2 separate regions of the Homo sapiens genome follow, and region 1 is linked to region 2. Evidence: read pairs that join two places in POLR2A ChIA-PET (ENCODE). Cell type or tissue: Caco-2. All regions are shown on one strand. Each heading gives the region's core, and the rest is flanking DNA. Links, peaks and the distances in the headings are about the cores only.

Region 1 (10,493 bases), core at 1,578-9,577, 120 kb before region 2:
TACCTCATAAACATCTCTAATGGTGTTATCTACATCTACACCAAGAATAGACTCACTCCTTGACTGCCAAATCCTATCTTTTTTTTTTTTTTTTTTTTTTTGGAGACAGGGTCCCACTCTGTCAACCCAGGCTGGAGTGCAGTGGTACAATCACCGCTCACTGCAGGCTCAACCTCCCCGGGCTCAGGAGATCCTCCGACCTCAGCCTCCCAAGTAGCTGGAACTAAGGCGTGCGCCATCACACCCAGCTAATTTTTGTATTTTTTTTCTAGAGACTTGATTTCACCATGTTGCCCAGGCTGGTCTCAAACTCCTAAGCTCAAGCCATCCACCCTCTTCGGCCTCCCAAAGTGCTGAGGTTACAGGCATGAGCTACCACACTCAGCCTCCAACCAATCTTTTAGATTGGGAATGGAGTTTGTCTCAGATGATAGATTTTTATGAAGCCACATGCCAAATTTGTTAGAATAGTTTCCCTCATGTGCACACCTCGCAGAAACTCAGAATCATCCCCTCAGTAATTTTCATCCCCCGTCATGCCCATTTACAATTAATCCCTGTTCTCACTTCCAGCCCCAGGCAGCTACTACTCTACTTACCGCCTCTATAAATTTGCCTTTCCTGCACATTTCACGTAAGTGAAATCATGCCACATGAAGCCTCTTAGGTCTGGCTCCTTTCACTTAGCATAATGTTTTTGAGGTTCATCCACAACATAGCATGTGTCATCACGTTTCATTGCTGCAGTCTTCTACTGTATGGATTTACCACATTTTGTCTATCCACTCACCAGCTGCTAAAAATTTAGGTTATTGCCAGGTGCGGTGGCGCACGTCTGTAATCCCAGCACTTTGGGAGGCCGAGACAGGTGTATCACCTGAGGTCAGGAGTTCAAGACCAGTCTGACCAACATGGCGAAACCCTGTATCTACTAAAAAATACAAAAATTAGCCAGGCATGGTGGTGTGTGCCTGTACTCCCAGATACTTGGGAGGCTGAGGCAGGAGAATCGCTTGAATCCAGGAAGCAGAGGTTACAGTGAGCCAAGATCACGCCATTACGCTCCAGCCTGGGCAACAAGACCAAAATTCCGTCTCAAAAAATATATATACATACATACATATGTATACTTATACGTATGTATGTATGTATACATACATATGTATACTTATACGTATGTATGTATGTATACATACATATGTATACGTGTACATACGTATACGTGTATACGTGTATACGTGTACACGTGTACATACGTATACGTGTATACGTGTATACGTGTACACGTGTACATACGTATACGTGTATACGTGTATACGTGTATACGTATACGTGTATACGTGTACATACGTATACGTGTATACGTGTATACGTGTATACGTATACATACGTATACGTGTATACGTATACATACGTGTATACGTGTATACGTATGTATACGTGTATACGTGTATACGTGTACATACGTATACGTGTATACGTGTACATACGTATACGTGTATACGTGTACATACGTATACGTGTATACGTGTACATACGTATACGTGTATACGTGTACATACGTATACGTGTATACGTGTACATACGTATACGTGTATACGTGTACATACGTATACGTGTATACGTCTGTATACGTGTATACGTGTATACGTGTACATACGTATACGTGTATACGTGTACATACGTATACGTGTATACGTGTACATACGTATACGTGTATACGTGTACATACGTATACGTGTATACGTGTACATACGTATACGTGTATACGTGTACATACGTATACGTGTATACGTGTATACGTGTATACGTATATATAGGTTATTGCCAGCTTGGGACTATTATGTATAATGATACCTAATATTATGAATATTCATAATTAAGTTTTGTTATGTTGATTTTCATTTCTCCTGAGTAGATACCTGGAAGTGGAATTTTGAGTTGTATGGTAGTTTTACATTTAACTTTTTGAGAAACTGCCACACTGTTTTCCAAAGGGCTGTACCATTTTACATCCCCACCAGCACTGTGTGAGGGTTCACATCCTTGCCAACATTTGTTATTGTCTATCTTATTATTATTGCCATTCTAATAGGTATAAAATGGTATATTACTGGGGTTTTAATTTGCACTTTTCTAATGATTAATAATGTTGAGTATCTTTTCACGTAACTACTCATAATTTGTGTATCTTCTTTTTTTTTTTTTCTGAGACACAGTCTCGCTCTGTCACCCAGGCTGGAGTGCAGTGGCATGATCTCAGCTCACTGCAATCTCCACCTCCCAGTTTCAAGCAATTCTCCTGTCTCAGCCTCCCGAGTTGCTGAGATTACAGGCATGTGTCACCGCACCTGGCTAATTTTTGTATTTTTAGTAGAGACAGGGTTTTGCCATGTTAGCCAGGCTGGTCTTTACTCCTGGCCTTAAGTGATCCGGCCGCCTCAGCCTCCCAACGTGCTGGGATTACAGACATGAACTACCGCACTCGACCTATGTATCTTCTTTAATGAAGTTTGTTCATTTCTTTTGCCCATTATTTGATTGGGTCAACTGCCTTATAATTACTGAGTTGTAAGTGTTCTTTGTATATTATGAATACAGATGCTTTATCAGATGTGTTTTGTAAATATTTCCTCCAGTCTGTTGCTTGTCTTTTAATTTTCTTAAGGCTGTCTTTTAAAGGGCAAGAGTTTTGAATTTTAAGTCCAATTTATCAATTTTTGCATTCATCACCTATGCTTTTGGTCCAAAAAAGAAGTGGGCCAGGCTTGGTGGTTCACGGCTGCAACCCCAGCACTTTGGGAGACCGAAGTGGGTGAATCACTTGAGCCCAGGAGTTCCAGACCAGCCTGGCCAACATGGAGAAACCCTGTCTCTACTAAAAATACAAAAATTAGCTGGGTGTGGTGGCGCATGCTTGTAGTCCCAGCTACTCAGGAGGCTGAGGCAGTAGAAGCCGGGAGGCAGACATTGCAGTGAGCTGAGATCACACCACTGCATTCCAGCCTGGACAAGAGAGAGACTCCGTCTCAAAACAAAAACCAACACACACACACACACACACACACACACACACACACACACACACACAAAATAAATAAGTAAAAGAAATAGGTCGGGCATAGTGGCTCATGCCTGTCATCCCAGCACCTTGGGAGGCCAAGTCAGGTGGATTGCTTGAGGCCAGGAGTTTGAGACCAGCCTGACCAAATGGTGAAACCCCGTATCTACTAAAAATTATGAAAATTAGCTGGGCATGGTGGCACATGCCTATAATCCCAGCTTCTTGGAGGCTGAGGCATGAGAATTGCTTGAACCCAGGAAGCAGAGGTTTCAGTGACACGAGATTGTGCCACCGCACTCCAGCCTTGGTGACAGAGTAAGACTCCATCTCAAAAAAAGAAAAAAAAGTTGGTTTTAGATGGTACTTATCTTTAATTCCACTAATCCAAATATATCTGTAAACTAATCATATTTGTAAATGGTGTCACTGATCCTGTAGAGAACATGATGCAACAATTGACCTTGTTTACAAGACTACCCAGGGCGGTCAGCAGTGGATTGCTCCACTTTTCGGGTTGATGTAGTTTTTCTGGTTTTTTCTGTGTGTGTGTAGTTTTTCTTTTTTTTTTCTTTTTTTTTTTTTTTGAGACGGAGTCTCACTCCATTGCCCATCGCCCAGGCTGGAGTGCAATAGCAGGATCTCGGCTCACTGCAACATCCACCTCCCGGGTTCAAGCAATTCTCATGCCTCACCTTCCCAACAAGCTGGGGTTTACAGGCATGTGCCATCACGTCTGGCTGATTTTTTTGTATTTTTAGTAGAGACGGAGTTTCACCATGTTGGCCAGGCTGGTCTTGAACTCTTGCCCTCAAGTGATCCGCCTGCCTCGACCTCCCAAAGTGCTGGGGTTACAGGCATAAGCCACCATGCCCGGCCTGGGTTGATGTAGTTATTTGCATAGGTTTAAAGAGTTGATCCTCCTTCTTACTAGGATCTAACCAAAAAATTAAATTTGTAACTATGACCGTGCATGAAATAGAAACTGACCAGAAAACAACGAGGTCTGTTGCAAACCTTGTGATTCTCCTGTCCTTCCAAGTACATGATAAGATCATGTTTTCCTGGCCTTCTTGAATTTAGGCATGCTCATGACTTGATTTGGCCAATGATATAAGTGACAGGTGGAAATTTGAAGAGCCTTATGGAATTCGCTAAGTTCCCTCTTCCTGTTTCATAGAAGATGGAGCCTCCATCAGCCTGGGCCTGGAATGAGAAGCAGAACCCCCTGGCTGCTAATGTAGTCCAGGAAAGAGAAATGAACAGAATCCCTCTGATAACCCACATTAAACATTGCAGCTTGAGCAAGAAATAAACATGATTTGTGGCCAGGCACAGTGGCTCACATCTGTAATCCCAGCATTTTGAGAGGATCACTTCAGTGCAAGTTCAAGACCAACCTGGGTAAGATAGTGAGAACCTCCCTGTCTTTACTATTGTATATATATAATACATATTTTATATGTGTATATATTAGCTGGATGTTGTGGCTCACAGCTGTAGTCCCAACTACTCAGGAGGCTGAGGCAGGAAGATCACTTGAGCCCAGGAATTTGAAGCTGCCGTGAGCTATAATCATGCCAGTACTCCAGCCTGGGTGACAGAGAGAGACTCTGTCTCTAAACGAAAGAAAACAAACAAAAAAAACCCAAAAAGGTGAGTTGTATGATGCCACAGAAATATTACGAATGTTACTGTAATATAACCTGGCTTAATACAAAGGTTACAAACTATATTTAATGGAGAACGCTGCCTTAAAACCCTTCAGGTTATTGGTTTGGAACCTGCTTAGGAGTCGAAGTTTGGGTTCCCATCCTAGCTCTGGCAGAGCAGCTTAGGCCCAGCTCCTCTGGTCAGCCATGGACCCATTATCCCTTCAAGACACACATATTTATTCACTCCATGATGGGAAAGAGCATGTCCTTTCTTTTTTTTTTTTTTTTTTTTTTGAGGCGGAGTTTCGCTCTGTTGCCCAGGCAGGAGTGCAATGGTGTGATCTCTGGTCACTGCAACTTCTGCCTCCTGGGTTCGAGAGATTCTCCTGCCTCAGCCTCCCGAGTAGCTGGGATTACAGGTGCACACCACCACGTCCGGCTAAGTTTTGTATTTTTAGTAGAGACAGGGTTTTGCCATGTTGGCTAGGCTAATCTCGAACTCCTGACCTCAGGTGATCCGCCCGACTTGGCCTCCCAAAGAGCTGGGATTATAGGTGTGAGCCACTGTGCCTGGCCAGGCAATGTTCTTTAATTTATGTGTCTGTTTCTACATATGGAAAATGCAGACAGTAGTATCTACATGTCATCGGTATAAACAGTTTAGGATAGTGCCTAGCAGAAAATGCTTTGTGGGTATTAGCTGTTAGTGCCATATGGCTCTTGCTGCCACCCTTACCCTCTTCCCAGCAACCCATCCAAAACATGCTGGGTACAGCCATTCCCACCTCTTCTTTTGGAGAGCTGAGCACAGCACAGGAATCAACCCTGGGAAGCTTATGTTCAGTTTAAATGATAAAATCCTGAGCTAGGCTGGGCATGGTGTCTCACACTTGTAATCCCAGCACTTTGGGAGGCTGAGGTGGGTGGTTCACCTGAGGTTAGGAGTTCCAGACCAGCTTGGCCAACATGGCGAAACCCCATCTCTAATAAAAATACAAAAATTAGCCAGGCATGGTGGCCCACACCTATAGTCCCAGGTACTCGGGAGGCTGAGGCAGAATTGCTTGAATGTGGGAGGCAGAGGTTGCAGTGAGCTGAGACTGCGCTGGGTGTGGTGGCTCACGGTTGTAATCCCAGTACTTTTGAAGTCTGAGATGAAAGGTTTGCTTCAGGCCAGGAGTTTGAGATCAGCCTGGACGACATACCAAGATCTCCTCTTTATAAAAAAATGTAACAATTAGCCAGGTGGGGCTGGGCGCAGTGGCTCACGCCTGTAATCCCAGCACTTTGGGAGGCCAAGGCAGGCGGATCACTTGAGGTCGGGAGTTCAAGACCAGCCTGACCAACATGGAGAAACCCTGTCTCTACTAAAAATACAAAATCAGCCGGGCATGGTGGTGCATGCCTATAATCCCAGCTACTCTGGAGGCTGAGGCAAGAGAATCACTTGAACTTGGGAGGAGGAGGTTGCAGTGGGCCAAGATCATGCCATTGCACTCCAGCCTGGGCAACAAGAGCGAAACTCCATCTCAAAAAAAAAAAAAAAATTAGCCAGGTGTGGTGGCACATGGTTGCAGTCTCAAGTTGAGAGGCTGAGGTGGGAGGATCACTTGAGCCCAGGAGGCAGATGTTACAGTGAATCAAGGTCATGCCACTGCACTCCAGCCTGGTGACAGAGTGAGATCCTGTCTCAAAACAAACAAAATATTCCTGGGTGAGACCCTGTCTCAAAACAAACAAATGAAAAATTCCTGGGCTTGGCTCTAGATTGGAGCAATAGTAAAAAATGAAATTGAGAGCTACGAATGTCTCCTAAGTTAGAAAAATAGTTAAGTATCAGGCTAGTTTATAGCAACTGTCAGAGCTAGGAATTGGCCCAGTCTCACTGGTTTCAATCAATGGGAATTGGAAAACAAAACAGTCACGTTCCCATTCATATCCAAATAATTCTCAAGACACATGTGCGGTGTCTGGTTTATTCAAAGTGGCTGTCAGAGGCCCGACCATGGAGCAGGAACCAAATAGTTGGGAGCTGTGGGGCTGAACAGGGCAGGGATTTCCAGGTATCAGAAGGTAAAAGGAGGTCAGCTGAGCAGCCACAGCAGCATTAGGGCCAGGCTAAGCAGGAAAGGCCAGGCTGCCCAGGGCCCAGCCCCACTCATGGCTGCAGCATAGAACCTCGCCACCTCCTCATTGGGGTTGCCCTGGGCTGGGTCGAACCACATCTGGATGCAGCGGCCACTCCCTCGGCTGTAGTTGCTGACCTTGTAGGAGTGAGTCCAGATTTCATTGCACAGAACAGTGGGTGTGGGGAAGTAGAAATGGAAAGGTTGGCAGGCAGCTCCCACTGCGCACTTGTTAAACCCTGTAGAGAGGAGGGAAGACCTTTAGCCACTGGGCCCGGAACTATCTTGAGGTCTGCCAGCCCTACAACTCCAAATTGTCACATACCTGTTCCACACCCACACACCTCCACTTCCAAATCCCTCCATTCCTGCCCACCCCAGCCCTCACCTGAAGTCCAGTTCCAGCCCTTGTGCCAGTTGCTCTTGCAGGTGTAGGAGGTGCGACAATCTTCCCACCATTGCTCACAGTCCTCTTTGCACAGGGGCACGTTCAGTACCCGCTCTTTGCGCCAGCTCTGATCCACCTGGGTGATTTTGATACAAAAGAAGGGCTCAGGTTCAAGAATCCCAGCAACTCAGCCCCGAATAGAACTGGAGCTGGGGTTGCAGCCTGCAGAGATGCCTGGAAAGCTCAGCTGCTCCGCTAGGTCTTGTACCTGCAGGAAGCCATGCATACCTGCTGGATCCAGGGCCCCAAGTTGGGGGAGCACTCGTAGAGGCAGGTGTCCTGGATGAAATGCCGTTTGCAGGCAGGTGCCATCTCTCCACAGTGGTTCCAGTTGAATCTATATAGGTAGGAAACATCCTTATGGGCTTCCTGGCTGGTGTTGGTAGAACAGCAGGCATTCTTCCTCCAGGGTCGACACTGGATGGGGGAAGACAGAGGACTCAGTCCACAGCCAGCACAGCCAGCACAGCCAGAATATTCCACATGCAGTGTCTCCCCTCTTAGTCCTTGATTCCCCAGCCCACTGGAAGTCACCCAGGAAAATACTTGCTATTGGGACCTCTTTAGGGGAGAGGGCCGTCAGAGACAGTGGGAGCCCAAAAGGGAGCTCCTGCTGGAGTTGCAGTCATTACAAAATTTGTTAATTCAACCTTTATTGAGATCCTACTTACTCTCACCCAGGTACTTTTGTAGAAACTGGGGTTACAACAATGAACACATCACCTGATTTTTGCTTTGGACAAAAATTAAGCAGAGACGGATGGGGACTTGTAGTGTAATAGTGCGGTCAGATTAAGCCTCACTGAGGTGTCAAAGATTTGAAGGTAAAAAAGCAATTTAAATTGTAACCCCAGGCTGGGTGCAGTGGCTTACTTGTGTAATCCCAGCACTTTGGGAGGCCAAGGCAGGTGGATCACCTGAGATCAAGAGTTTGAGACCAGCCTGGCCAACATGGTGAAACCCCGTCTCTACTAAAAATATAAAAATTAGGCCGGGTGCGGTGGCTCACGCCTGTAATCCCAGCATTTTGGGAGGCCGAGGCGGGTGGATCACGAGGCTAAGAGATCAAGACCATCCTGGCCAACATGGTGAAACCCCGTCTCTACTAAAAATACAAAAAATTAGCCGGGCGTGGTGGCTGGCACCTGTAGTCCCAGCTACTTGGGAGGCTGAGGCAGGAGAATGGTGTGAACCCGGCAGGTGGAGCTTGCAGTGAGCCGAGATCATGCCACTGCACTCCAGCCTGGGCGACAGAGCAAGACTCCATCTCAAAAAATAAACAAACAAAAAACTAGCCAAGTGTGGTGGCGGACACCTGTAATCCCAGCTACTTGGGAAGTGTTTTGTCCCTGACTAGCTGCCTCACCCATTATCTGTTTGTGGAATTTGTGATACAAAAAAACAATGTATAGCCAATCAATTGTGGATGTTATTTTATTATAAGTTATTGAGAAACAACTTAGGAACTAATCTTTTTCCTTAAAAACTAACTTGTGATGGCTGCAAAATTCAGGACAACTTGAAACTATGCTCCTGTGTGCCTATCCTCAAGCTTCCTGAATCTCATTACTTAAGGCTGACAAGCTAAATATTAAAATGTGGGCCGGCACAGTGGCTCACATAGTGCCTGTAATCCCAGCACTTTGGGAGGTGGAGGTGGACAGATCACTTAAGGTCAAGAATGGAGACCAGCCTGGCCAACATGGCAAAACCCCATTTCTACTAAAAATACAAAAATTAGCTAGGCATGGTGGCAGGTGCCTATAGTCCCAGCTACTCTGGAGGCCAAGGCAGGAGAATTGCTTGAACCTGGGAGGTGGAGGTTGCAGTGAGCTGAGATTGTGCCACTGCACTCCAGCCTGGGCAACAGAGCAAGACTCCATCTCAATAAATAAATAAATAAATAAATAAATAAAATGTGCACTTAAGGCCGGGCGCAGTGGCTCACACCTGTAATCTCAGCACTTTGGGAGGCCAAGAGGGGCGGATTATGAGGTGAGGAGTTCGAGACCAGCCTGGCCAACATGGTGAAACCCCCATCTCTACTAAAAATACCAACAAACAAAACAAACAAACAAACAAAAAATTAGCTGGGTGTGGTGGCGTGTGCCTACTCAGGAGGCTGAGGCAGGAGAATCACTTGAACCTGGGAGGTGGAGGTTGCAGTGAGCTGAGATTGTGCCACTGCACTCCACCCTGGGCAACAAGAGCAAAACTCTATCTCAAGAAAAAAAAAAAGAAATGCGTATTACAAGTTTCTCTCCCTTGCCTCCCTCCCTTTCCTCCCTCCCTTTCCTCCCTCCCTTTCCTTCCTCCCCTTCCTTCCTTCCTTTCTTTCTTTTTTTCGTTCTTTCTTTCTTTTGACAAGGTCTCACTCTGTTGCCCAGGCTGGAGTGCAGTGGCACGATCTACAATCTCTGCCTCCTGGGCTCAACTGACCTGCCCACCTCAGCCTCCTGAGTAGCTGGGACTGCAGGCATGTGCCACCACACCTGACTAATTTTTTTTATTTTTTAGTAGAGATGGGGTTTTGCCATCTTGCCCAGGCTGGTCTCGAACTCCTGAGCTCAAGTGATCTGCCCATCTCGACATCCCACAGTGTTGGGATTACAGGCGTGAGCCGTAACACCTGGCCTACAAATTACTTTTCCTCTGCTTTTTCTTTAGTTATATCATCATGTTCAGGATATTAAAGGGGTGGTAGCAAAATAAATGTTATAGGGAGACCTCAGGTCCAATGTGGTCGAGAGACACAGCCCAAAGTTTTGCGAGATGCATGAACCAAGATGCTTCAGGAGGGCGTACGGCTCATTTCTGTAATCCCACACTTTGGGAGGCTGAGGTGGGAGGATCACTTGAGTCCAGGAATTTGAGACCAGCCTGGGCAACATATGGAGACTTTGTCTCAGGAAAAAAAAAAAAGAATGCTTTGCACACAGCCTCATAATGTGAGAGACTCTCCCTTCTTGAGCTGTTTAGGGCTGGCAGAAAAGAGGCCACTATGCACAGTGTGCAGTTTCTTCCCTCAGATCTTTGGAGGAGTCATTCCCAGTCTAAATCCCTAAATCAAGCAACCCCAGGATGGGTCACTCCAACTTCATTTCCCAGGCTCTCCTTTGGGCCTGCTTCCTTATTTCTGTAATGCGGAAACTCAACAACCAAGAAGGTGAACTGTTGGCATTGTACCGACATTTGGCACAGTG
Region 2 (10,493 bases), core at 970-8,969:
GTGTCTAATTGATAAAACTATGATCAGAAGATATTAGGTTTGTGCAAAAGTAATTGCAGTTATTGCCATTGAAAGTAATGGCAAAAACCACAGTTACTTTTGCATTAACCTAATATATGGTGTGGTCATTTAATTTAGCCTCTTACCCAGTGTACACTAAACATACCAAAAGGTGTTGTCCAGACTCAAAATGAGTACTTTCTAGAATGAGATCATTCCCAAAGTCAATCCATCTCTAAGCTGAACAATTCTAATTGATAATTATTATTTTGTAGCTGGGCATGGTGGCTTGCCCTGTCATCCCAACTACTCTGGAGGCTGAGGCAGGAGGAGCAGGCGGGAGAATGGCTTGAGCCCAGGAGTTCTTAGCTAGCCTGGGCAACAGAGTGAGACCCCAACACAATTAAAATATGTTTATTGTTTTGTATTGTTAGTGATTATTTCATTTTACCCATGTATGTCTACTGTTTGCTTTTTCACTATTTTTCCTTGCATTTTATTCCTTCCTTTTTTATTGCATAGATACATACATCCTTCAGATGTTTGTCCAGTGGGAATCTGTTAGTGGTAAACACTGTCTTCATTTAAAAAATCTTTATTTCACTTTCAGTTTTTTGTTTTTTTTTTTTTTTTGAGATGGAGTCTCACTCTGTTGCCCAGGCTGGAGTGCAGTGGCACAGTCTCGGCTCACTGCAAGCTCCGCCTCCCAGGTTCACACCATTCTCCTGCCTCAGCCTCCCGAGTAGCTGGGACTACAGGCGCCCGCAACCACGCCTGGCTAATTTTTTGTATTTTTAGTAGAGACAGGGTTTCATTGTGTTAGCCATGATGGTCTCGATCCCCTGACCTTGTGATCCTCCCGCCTCGGCCTCTCAGAGTGCTGGGATTATAGGCATGAGCCACTGTGCCCAGCTCACTTTCAGTCTTGATTGGTAGTTTAGCTGGGTACTAGGCTTCCAATTATTGTCTCTTAGCACTTTGAAAGTGTTTTTTCATTGAAATTCTGGCTTTTTGTTGTTACTCTTGAGAACTATGCTTGCAAATTAACTTATTTTATTGTGGGTAACCTGTCTTTCTTTCTGTTTGTTTTTAAGATCTTCTTTGCTGTCATTTGTGTTCTGTACTTCCATTACATGGTGTGAATTTAATTTTCTTAAATCACTATATACTGGGGGCATATAGTAATTCCTTAATCTGAAATTTCATATCTTTTCACTAATTGTGTAAAAATTCCCAATCATTACCTCTTTACCTCTCTCAGATCTCATGCGTAACTTATGTTGAACTTCCTCATTCTGTCGTCTACATCTTATTCTTTCTTTCATAATTTCCATTTCTATCTTTCTGTGTTAACTTCTGGATAATTTCCTTATATCTATCTTCTAGTATACTAGTTTACTCTTCAGCTAGGTCTAATTTGTTTTTTGAATTCTTATTTTTATTAGCTAACTTTTTCATTTATTAGAAGTGCTCTTTGGTTCATTTTCAAATCTGCTTGTTTTTCGTGATCTTGTTTTTGTCTCATGTTTTCAATTTTGTGTCTGTAATAATTTTCAAGAAAGTTGAGTTTTGGCAGATGTCTACACCTGTAAACAGCAGCCATAATCAAGATACAGAGGATTTCTCTCACCCCCAAAAGATTTCTCATGCTTTTTTTTTTTTAAGATGGATTTTACTCTTATTCTCCAGGCTGGAGTCCAGTGGTGCAATCTCGGCTCCCTGCAACCTCTGCCTCCTGGGTTCAAGCGATTCTCCTGCCTCAGCCTCCTGAGTAGCTGGGATTACAGGCATGCACCACCATGCCCAGCTAATTTTGTATTTTTAATAGAAATGGGGTTTCACCATGTTGGTCAGGCTGATCTTGAACTGCCAACCTCAGGTAATCTGCCCTCCTCGGCCTCCCAAAGTGCTGGGATTACAGGCGTGAGCCACCGTGCCCGGCTCTCATACTTCTTTACAGTCCGTTTTTCCTTTCACCCTGATACCAGGAACCACTGATCGTTTGTTTGTTTTTCACTACATATTAATGTCTGCTTCCTAGAATTTTATTTTATTTTATTTTATTTTTTGAGATAGGATCTGTCTGGCTTTGTTGCCCAGGTTGGAGTGCAGTTGCAGGATCTTGGCTCACTGCAACCTCTGCCTCCTGGGCTCAAGCAGTCCGCCCACCTCAGCCTCCCAAGTAGCTGGGACTACAGGTGCACACCACCATACCCGGCAAATTTTTATATTTTCTGTAGAGACAGGGTTTTGCCATGTTGCCCGGGCTGGTCTCGAACTCCTGGGCTCAAGCAATCCACCCACCTCAGCCTCCCAATGTGCTGGGATTACTGGCGTGAGCCACTTCACCCAGCCTGTTTTGAATTCCTAGACGGTTTTTCCCTCCTTTCTCACTAGGTGAGCAAGGCAAGTTTTTTATTTCTCTCTGGACAGATTTTTTTTCCTAGTCTATTATCTTACTGAGTATAAACTTAAGAATCTCAGCCTCTGCACAGGGATCTCAGTGCCTTTTGTGGACTCAAGATCTGTCTTCTGAACCTATGAGGGTGTTACAAATTCCATACACGGCTAGGACAGCTATGTCATCAGCTCGCTAATCCTCCTCACTAATTTGTTTCTGGTTCCTGGGGATTTTTCTTACTTTCTTGAGAGCTCAGTTTATCTATATGTCAGTTCAGATCCAATCAGCAAAACAGAAACCACACAATAGAGTGAACTCCATAAAGGAGATTGATTTAAACCCTTGGTGGAGGGCTGAAAAAGCAGAAAGGGAATATTAAAGTAACTTCAATATAATAACTGCATAAAGAATTTTTCTCATCCAGGACTGAAAAACAAAGGGAGGAAGGTTGGGGCTACCAGAACCTAGAAGTCTAGAGGGATCTGGAATAGCTGTACCCAGATTCTCTGGAGAGGGTGTTACCTGGTGCTGCTGGTTTCTCAGGCCCTTATAGGAGGAACCTGGAGGAGCTGGCTTCTGTTGAGCCTTACTTAGCTGATGCTGGTGCCTTTGAGGGGCAGGAGGCTGGTTTTGGGAGTTTAGAAGGCAACTGGGAAGAACCAACTTCTGTTGTCAAGAAACACCAGGCTACAAGAAGGAGGAAGTCCCTTGTAGCCTTCTCTTGTCTTCTGTTTTCCCCTTAGCACCCCCTGTTGACAGGGATCCAGCTGGCAAATGTGAAATGGGGTTTAGTGGAGTCCAGGCCCCAGCATCACAAAGCGGAGCATAACAGGGTAGATTTGGAGCTGAGAGACAATACCTTAATAGCTGGCACAGTCTAGAAGGATGTTTATTATATTTTTCTGAGCACTTCTAGGCATATTTAGTAGGAAGGGCTTCAGGTTATCTGGTCTGTTTTTTGTATTGTATATTATTTTTATTTTATTTATTTATTTATTTATTTATTTATTTTGAGATGGAGTCTCACTCTGTCGCCCAGGCTGGAGTGCAATTGCACAGTCTTGGCTCACTGCAACCTCCGCCTCTCGGGCTCAAGTGATTCTCCTGTCTCAGCCTCCCAAGTAGCTGGGATTACAGGCACGTGCCACTGCAACCAGCTAATTTTTGTATTTTTAGTAGAGACAGGGTTTGACCATGTTGCCCAGGCTGGTCTCGAACTCCTGACCTCAGGTGATCCACCCGCCTCAGCCTCCCAAAGTGCTGGGATTACAGGCGTGAGCCATTGCACCCAGCCTGTTTGTTATTTTGAGACAGAGTCTTGCTCTGTCACTCTGGCTGGAGTGCAGTGGCGTCATCATAGCTCACTGCAGCCTCGATCTCCTGGACTCAAGCTATCCTCCCACCTCAGCCTGCTGAGTAGCTGGAACTACAAGTGCACGCCACTGTGCCTGGCAACTCTTTTTATTTTTAGTAGAGACGAGGTCTCACTATGTTGCCCAGGCTGGTCTCAAACTCTTGAGCTCAAGCAGTTCTCTCAAAGTGCTGGGATTACAAGCACAAACCACCACACCCAGCCTGGTCTGTTGTATCAACATTTAGTAATAGCAATAGGTAACATTTTTTTTCCAGCGTATATTGTGAACTAGGCACTGTTCTAAGTACTTTACAGAAACTACTTCTTTTTATTTTTTTTGAGATGGAGCCTCTCTCTATCACCCAGACTGGAGTACAGTGGTGTGATTTCTGCTCACTGCAACTTCCACCTCCCAGGTTCAAATGATTCTCCTGCCTCAGCCTCCCGAGTAACTGGGATTACAGGCGCACACCACTACCGTCTGGTTAATTTTTTTTGAGATGGAGTTTCGCTCCTGGTGCCCAGGCTGGAGTGCAATGGCGTGATCTTGGCTCACTGCAACCTCTGCCTCCTGGGTTCAAGCGATTCTCCTGCCTTATCCTCCTGAGTAGCTGGGATTACAGGCATGCGCCACCAAGCCTAGCTAATTTTTTTTGTATTTTTAGTAGAGACGGGTTTCCCCATGTTGGCCAGTCTGGTCTTGAACTCCTGACCTCAGGTGATCCACCTGCCTCAGCCTCCCAAAGTGCTGGGATTACAGGCCTGATCCACCGCAGCCAGCCTCGGAAGCTACTTCTTAAAGCTCTGTGAGCTAAGTTCTATTATTACTATTCTCTTTTACAGGGAAGGCAACTGAGGCACAGGTAGATTAATCTCCCCAAAGCCACACAGTTTATAAGTGGTGGAGTTGACATCCTAATCCAAGCATTCTGGGTTCTACATCCCACATTCTGAACTTCTACAACATGCTGAAATTTCTTCCCTGTGGCAAACCAAAATCAGTCTTCCTGTAACTTCCACTCATTAGTTCTGGTTTTGTATTCTTATAGTGGACTCATAAGTCTTTCTCCTCATCTATGTGAAAGCTATGCGTATATTTGAAAAAAGTTTTCTTGTTCTCCCCTGGCTAAAAGTGTGTAGTTCTTCCTCCATATTTGAAATGATATACTTCTAGACCCTTTGCCATGGTCATTGGTGTTCTTCCTCTGCAAGTCCTCTAACTTTGCTCTTCAAAGGTGGGGCATAGAGTCATCTTCTACTAATGCAGCTTAAGACTGCATTGATGTTTTGGGTAGCTCTGTCAGATTCATGGTTTACTGAGAGTGTGCTTAATAATGGCCTCTCCTCTACCTCCTACTGTGGGCAACTTTTTTTTTTTTTTTTTTGAGACAGGGTCTCGCTCTGTCACCCAGGCTGGAGTGCAGTGGCTGTCTTCCCACCTCAGCCTCCTAAGTAGTGTAGCTGGGACTACACCCGGCTAATTTTTTTGATTTTTAGTAGAGACAAGGTCTTGCTGTGTTGCTCAGGCTAGTCTTGAACACCTGAGCTCAAGCAATCCTCCTGCCTCGGCCTCGCAAAGTGCTAGGTTTATGGGTGTAAGCCATTGTGCCTGGCCTAGGCAGCTTTTTTTTTTTTTTTTTTTTGAGACGGAGTCTCGCTCTGTGTCACCCAGGCTTGAGTGCAGTGGCGCGATCTCGGCTCACTGCAAGCTCCGCCTCCCAGGTTCACGCCATTCTCCTGCCTCAGCCTCCCCTCCCGAGTAGCTGGGACTACAGGCACCCGCCACCGCGCCCAGCTAATTTTTTGTATCTTTAGTAGAGACGGGGTTTCACCGTGGTCTCTATCTCCTGACAGTGTGATCCGCCCGCCTTGGCCTCCCAAAGTGCTGGGATTACAGGCGTGAGCCACCGTGCCTGGCCAGGGGAATAGTTTTGACAATTCCTCTGGCAAATTGGAGGAGGAGCTGTCTAGAAAGGCCAGTATCTTGGGTCTCATTGAGGGGAGGAGAGAACCAAGGTAAAGGGTTGGCTATTAGGTAATCAGTCGCGGTAATAAGGGGCCATTTGGCAGAAGTAAAAATGAGGTATCTGATGGCTGTAGAAGGGAGAGAAGGCATTATTGCATAGCATGCTCCTGGGTTGAGGCCTCTGTTGGCAGCTGTGTCGCCTGCCCTTTCTGTCCTATTGAAGGGCCAGTTTCTTTGAAGTCTGCACAGGAAATACCAGTGATTCAGCCTTGCAGATTTCTTCTGCCTTATTGCAGCTGAGGACTGGTTTATCTGGTGAGGAGGAAAGACTGCATATATTTCAGGCATGTTTATTTGATACTTGAGTGCCTTCCTGTGACTGGCCAGAGACACTTGTTTTGCAGATTGTCAAATTTTTGGTACCCGGTGGCAAGGTGGATGCAATGTGACCTCAACTCTTGGTCCTCTGAGGTCACATTGTATCCACCTTACCACTGGGTACTAACGTGTGGGCAGCAGCTGCATTCTGCCTAGCGAGTGGGCATTTGTTCAGTGCCTGTACTTCTGTGATGGCCTCAATGAGGAGTGAGGTAATTGCCTGCTTTTCTAGATTTCCTGTGGTGTGACAATGTGAGTTTTGGAGAAACCTCTTATTCCCTAAGAATTTCCTACTATACCCCTCATGAGCTGCAGCAAAGTGGACTCTGTCTGATTGCTGACCTCCAAATGCCCAGTTTCCTTAGGTAGTGAGCAGATACCTAAAGTAATGAGTGCCTATTATATCTGTCACAGAGCTGAGTATATAAAAAAGTATATAATACAGGATTTCCCTCCTTACTAAATTATTTTATTTTGAAAATTTTCAAACCTATAGATATTTTGCAAAATAATGTAACAAATACTTATATACTTCTCATTTAGAGTCACTATTAACATTTTGCCAAATTTGCTGTCTATTTATCCTTCATTTTCTGAATCTTTTTGACTGTTAGATGTAAATATCATGTTATTTAATCCCTATTTCAGCAAGTATTTCCTAAGAAAAAGGTATCTTCCTATATAACTACAGTACTATTAACACTCAGGAAACTTAACATTGATTCAATACATCCAGTATATAATACTTGTTCAGATTTCTCATCTTTTCCCAGTGATGTCTTTTATTGAGTTTTTTAAAATTCAGGATTCATTGAAGGATCATGCATGTATTTATGCACTTAGTTGTCATGACTATCATGTCTTTAGTCTGCTTTAACTTTGAACAGTTCTTTTTTAATCTGAATGCCTTTTTGTCTTTCATAGCATTTGTCTGATTCTTCTTGATTAGATTCAGGTTAGGCATTTTTGGTAGAAGAACTATATAGATTAATACAATAGTTTGATTGATGAGGCTGACACTAAAATACATAGAAGCAGTATCTGATTTTGCAAGACAGTATATAATTTAGCACTTATTTGTGTTGTCTAATCTATAAACCCTATAGGAATTTACAGAAGAAGGAATTCAGTAGGACTTGGATAACTAGGAATGAAATACTTTGGCAGAAAGATGGGGTTTGGAAAATGAACAGAATTGGAGGCAGTTGGGATATGGTTAGATAAGCTGTGATTTGGGCTTCCCATCCTACTATTAAGGTTGTGTATCATGAAAAGTGACTTTGAGGGTTCTGTATCTTCCATGGTGTTTGCACTGCTAGAAGCCTAATGGTGTAGAGCTCTTGCTTTGGCATCAGACAGGTCTAGAGACTGTGCCCAGCATTTTGCCAGTTACCTAACCTTGGGGAAGTTTTCTCATTTGCAAGATAGAGTATTAATAACTATTTAAAAGGTTATCGTGATGCTCACAGTGAGACACTACATAAATATTTGAATTAAAATATTTGAATGCCTTTAGGGGGGTGCAGCGTTTCCTAGATCTGCCATGTGCCCCACTGGATCATTCATTTTGTTTTGTTTGGATACGTGGTTTCGCTCTGTTGCCCAGGCTGGAGTCCAGTGGCACGGTCTCAGCTCACTGCAGCCTCCCAAGTGGGTGGGACCCAGGCACACTCCACCACACCTAGCTAATTTTTTGTATTTTTGTAGAGACGGAGTTTTACTATGTTGCCCAGGTTGGTCTGGAACTCCTGAGCTCAAGCGATCTGCCCACCTTGGCTTCCCAAAGTGCTGGGATTACCGCTGTGAGCCACTGGGCCTTGCCTGGATAATTTGTTTCTGTTACCTGCCTGACCCCTGAAGATGTTTGAATTTACCACTCCTGGATAATTGAAAGCAGGGAAATGAGAAAAGGCTTGGCTCACGCAGAGAGAAGTGGGAAGACTGGCTTGATCAATTCAGAGTATATTCTGTAGAATAGTGGGAAATAAGGTTGAATAAATGACTTGAGGCCATATAATGGAGGATTTGGAAAGTTAAGCCAAAGAATTTAGATATGATGCTTTAGGGAGAAGAAAACTGGAAGATTTTTGAGCAGGAGGAGAGACACTTGAAAATGAGAGTGGTGTGGGGCCTCCTGAGGAAGAAGTTTTCTGGCTTAAAGACTGAAATCCTAACAGGGCAGGGCCTTCACAGTGCTGACCAAGTGTGGGTGTGGCTTGGCAGTCTTGCCACAGAAGGCCAGAATTTCTGCCCCAGTGACTCTTCCTGCTCTGCCACTGACTCACCCCGTTGACCTGGCCTGCATGGCTTCCCTTCTGCTTGCTGTCTGATCCACAGAACGCTGGGGTTGCCCAGGATAATGTGAGGCTGAGCTCACTAAGAGTGGGTGGGTTAGGGGAATGAATAATCATTCCTGTCCCTTTGCCCCTTCCCTAGGTGGAAACTAATTCTAAGCCAGACTGCTGGAGATCACCCTGTTCTAGTGTGTGGAGGCTTCCACCAGGAGGTAAGTCAAAATGGTTTCTGCCCTCTAGTTTTTCATAGGTCAGCTTTGTCCTGAGCAGGATCTCTACCATTTACTTTTTCCCTGACCCAGATTCTTCAAAGTGATTGTCTTTGTCTTTCAATTATTTGAGGCAAACAGGTTACTGTAGGAGGAGAGCAGAGAGGTTTAATAAAGATATTTTTCTAACTGTGGGAGGGTGGTGTCCAGAGGTTTTCATTGGCCCTTGCTCTGAGGTAGATTGCCCAGAACTCTTGTGAGCCAGACACTAAACATTGGCCATTGAGGCCACTGCAGAGAAGTCCTGGTTTTTAAGCCATCATTTCTCTGCTACTGGGTTTCAGAACCATTCTTGGTGTGCTTTAGTGTCCCAAGTTATTTCTGTCCCTTTTGATCAGGGGAGTGAAGGAAGTGAGAAGCAGGGGAGGAGGAGCTGTATACATAAGTATGTGTGGGTGCATTATGCTGGGAGTTTGGGTGTCTGGGTTTCTCATCCTGACTGTTGCTAACCAGATGTGTGACCAGGGACAAATTGCCTAACCTCAATGGACTGAACTTTTCTCATATGTAAAAAGGGACAGTTAGGATTATATGATCTTGAAGATTTCTTCCAGGGCCAAAATTTATCATTATATAATGTGTAATTATAAAGTGATATAATAGTTGAACAAATGTGACAGATATTGTACATGTCTTGCCCCCTTGATTGTAATTATGGGGCAATTAGAATGTTTTTAAGTTTGACCCCTTCAAAGTAATTGTGTTCTCAGCCTTTAGATTTCCTTTGGTGATGGTGTCATTGCCTCAGACTGCCTCTGAGCCAATCTTTTGAATATCCTCAGAGGTAGCAAATCTTTACTCTTAGCTTGGTGGATTCAATTTTTAGAAACAGCCAGAAGATGCCGTGAGCCAAAGATTCATGCAAGGCAATACCTTTTTTGGTGAAGGATGAGGTGTGACTATAAAACAGTAACACCGAATTTTTCTGTTTGTCTCACATGGAGTAGACTTTAAAGGCAGCTCCCAAAGAAGTGTTTTGTTAGAATAAGTAAATAACTTCCTAAGGAGAGTATTTTGATTGCAGTTTTCATTTGATTTAATAAGATTAGAAATGTCTGCTGGAAAACAAGTCACTTTCCTTTATAGTGACTGTGCATATGCTTGCTTATAGGTTGGGGTGACTAGATAATGGAGAAAACTGGCCTTTCTTTTCTTTTTTTTTTCCAGACAGGGTCTCTCTCTGTCACCCAGACTGGAGTGCAATGGCGGGATCTCAGCTCACTGCAACCTCCACCTCTCGGGTTCAAGCGATTCTCCTGCCTCAGCCTCCCTAGTAGCTATGATTACAGGCATGTGCCACCATGCCCAGCTAATTTTTTGTATTTTTAGTAGAGACAGGGTTTCACCATGTTGGTCAGGCTGGTCTTGAACTCCTGACCTCAAGCGATCCACCCGCCTTGGCCGCCCAAAGTGCTAGGATTACAGGCGTGAGCCACCGCGCCCTGCCAAAAACTGGTCTTTCTCCTGGTACTCCTCCCAAATCACAAGTGTGTTGAGGGCTGAAACACAAGTGTGTTGAGGGAACAAGTGTGTTTCAACATGTTGCTCTATAGGAAACTGCAGCTGAGGAGCCATTGCAGTCCCATCTCCAGAAGACCCCCAGAAAGAGTTGGAAGAGTTCTTCAGGCTGTGGCAGCCACTGCCCACCAACACACCCAAATCAATCAAGATGAATCCCAGGTGGTGAGGCTGAAGCAGATGGTTTGGTAGCTCCAGTCTTTTTTTAGGCAGAAATGATGTATTAAATCACTACATTGATTTTTTTGTTGTTGTTAGCAGTTGTGGGTTTGAAAAAAGGTAGGCAGGAAGATGGTGAAGGGGTCAAGCCTAG

Evidence for each region. Peaks named below come from ENCODE experiments on the same cell type or tissue, not always from the same donor. Only the 100,000 strongest peaks of a DNase experiment are listed, where the experiment ranks them.
Region 1: POLR2A ChIA-PET joins it to region 2 with 12 read pairs; 2 of 35 experiments call an interaction of 5 or more read pairs at or near these places.

Annotation. Positions count from the first base shown.
Region 1 is chr11:72,192,485-72,202,977 of GRCh38, reverse strand. It overlaps FOLR1 (folate receptor alpha), which reads right to left. Exons shown (of 4, transcript NM_016729.3): 2 at 7,519-7,707; 3 at 7,231-7,366; 4 at 6,679-7,081. The coding sequence ends at 6,801. It overlaps FOLR1-AS1 (FOLR1 antisense RNA 1), which reads left to right. Exons shown (of 3, transcript NR_199595.1): 2 at 4,242-4,465. Among named protein-coding and RNA genes, the nearest start is that of FOLR1, 5.6 kb to the right of the region's middle. In Caco-2, for the core only: no CTCF peak of the experiment used is centred there; a DNase peak (open chromatin) is centred at 3,567.
Region 2 is chr11:72,067,954-72,078,446 of GRCh38, reverse strand. NUMA1 (nuclear mitotic apparatus protein 1) reads left to right here. Exons shown (of 27, transcript NM_006185.4): 2 at 8,536-8,605. MIR3165 (microRNA 3165) reads left to right here and starts at 6,145; the gene lies at 6,145-6,219. In Caco-2, for the core only: no CTCF peak of the experiment used is centred there; DNase peaks (open chromatin) are centred at 5,926 and 8,346.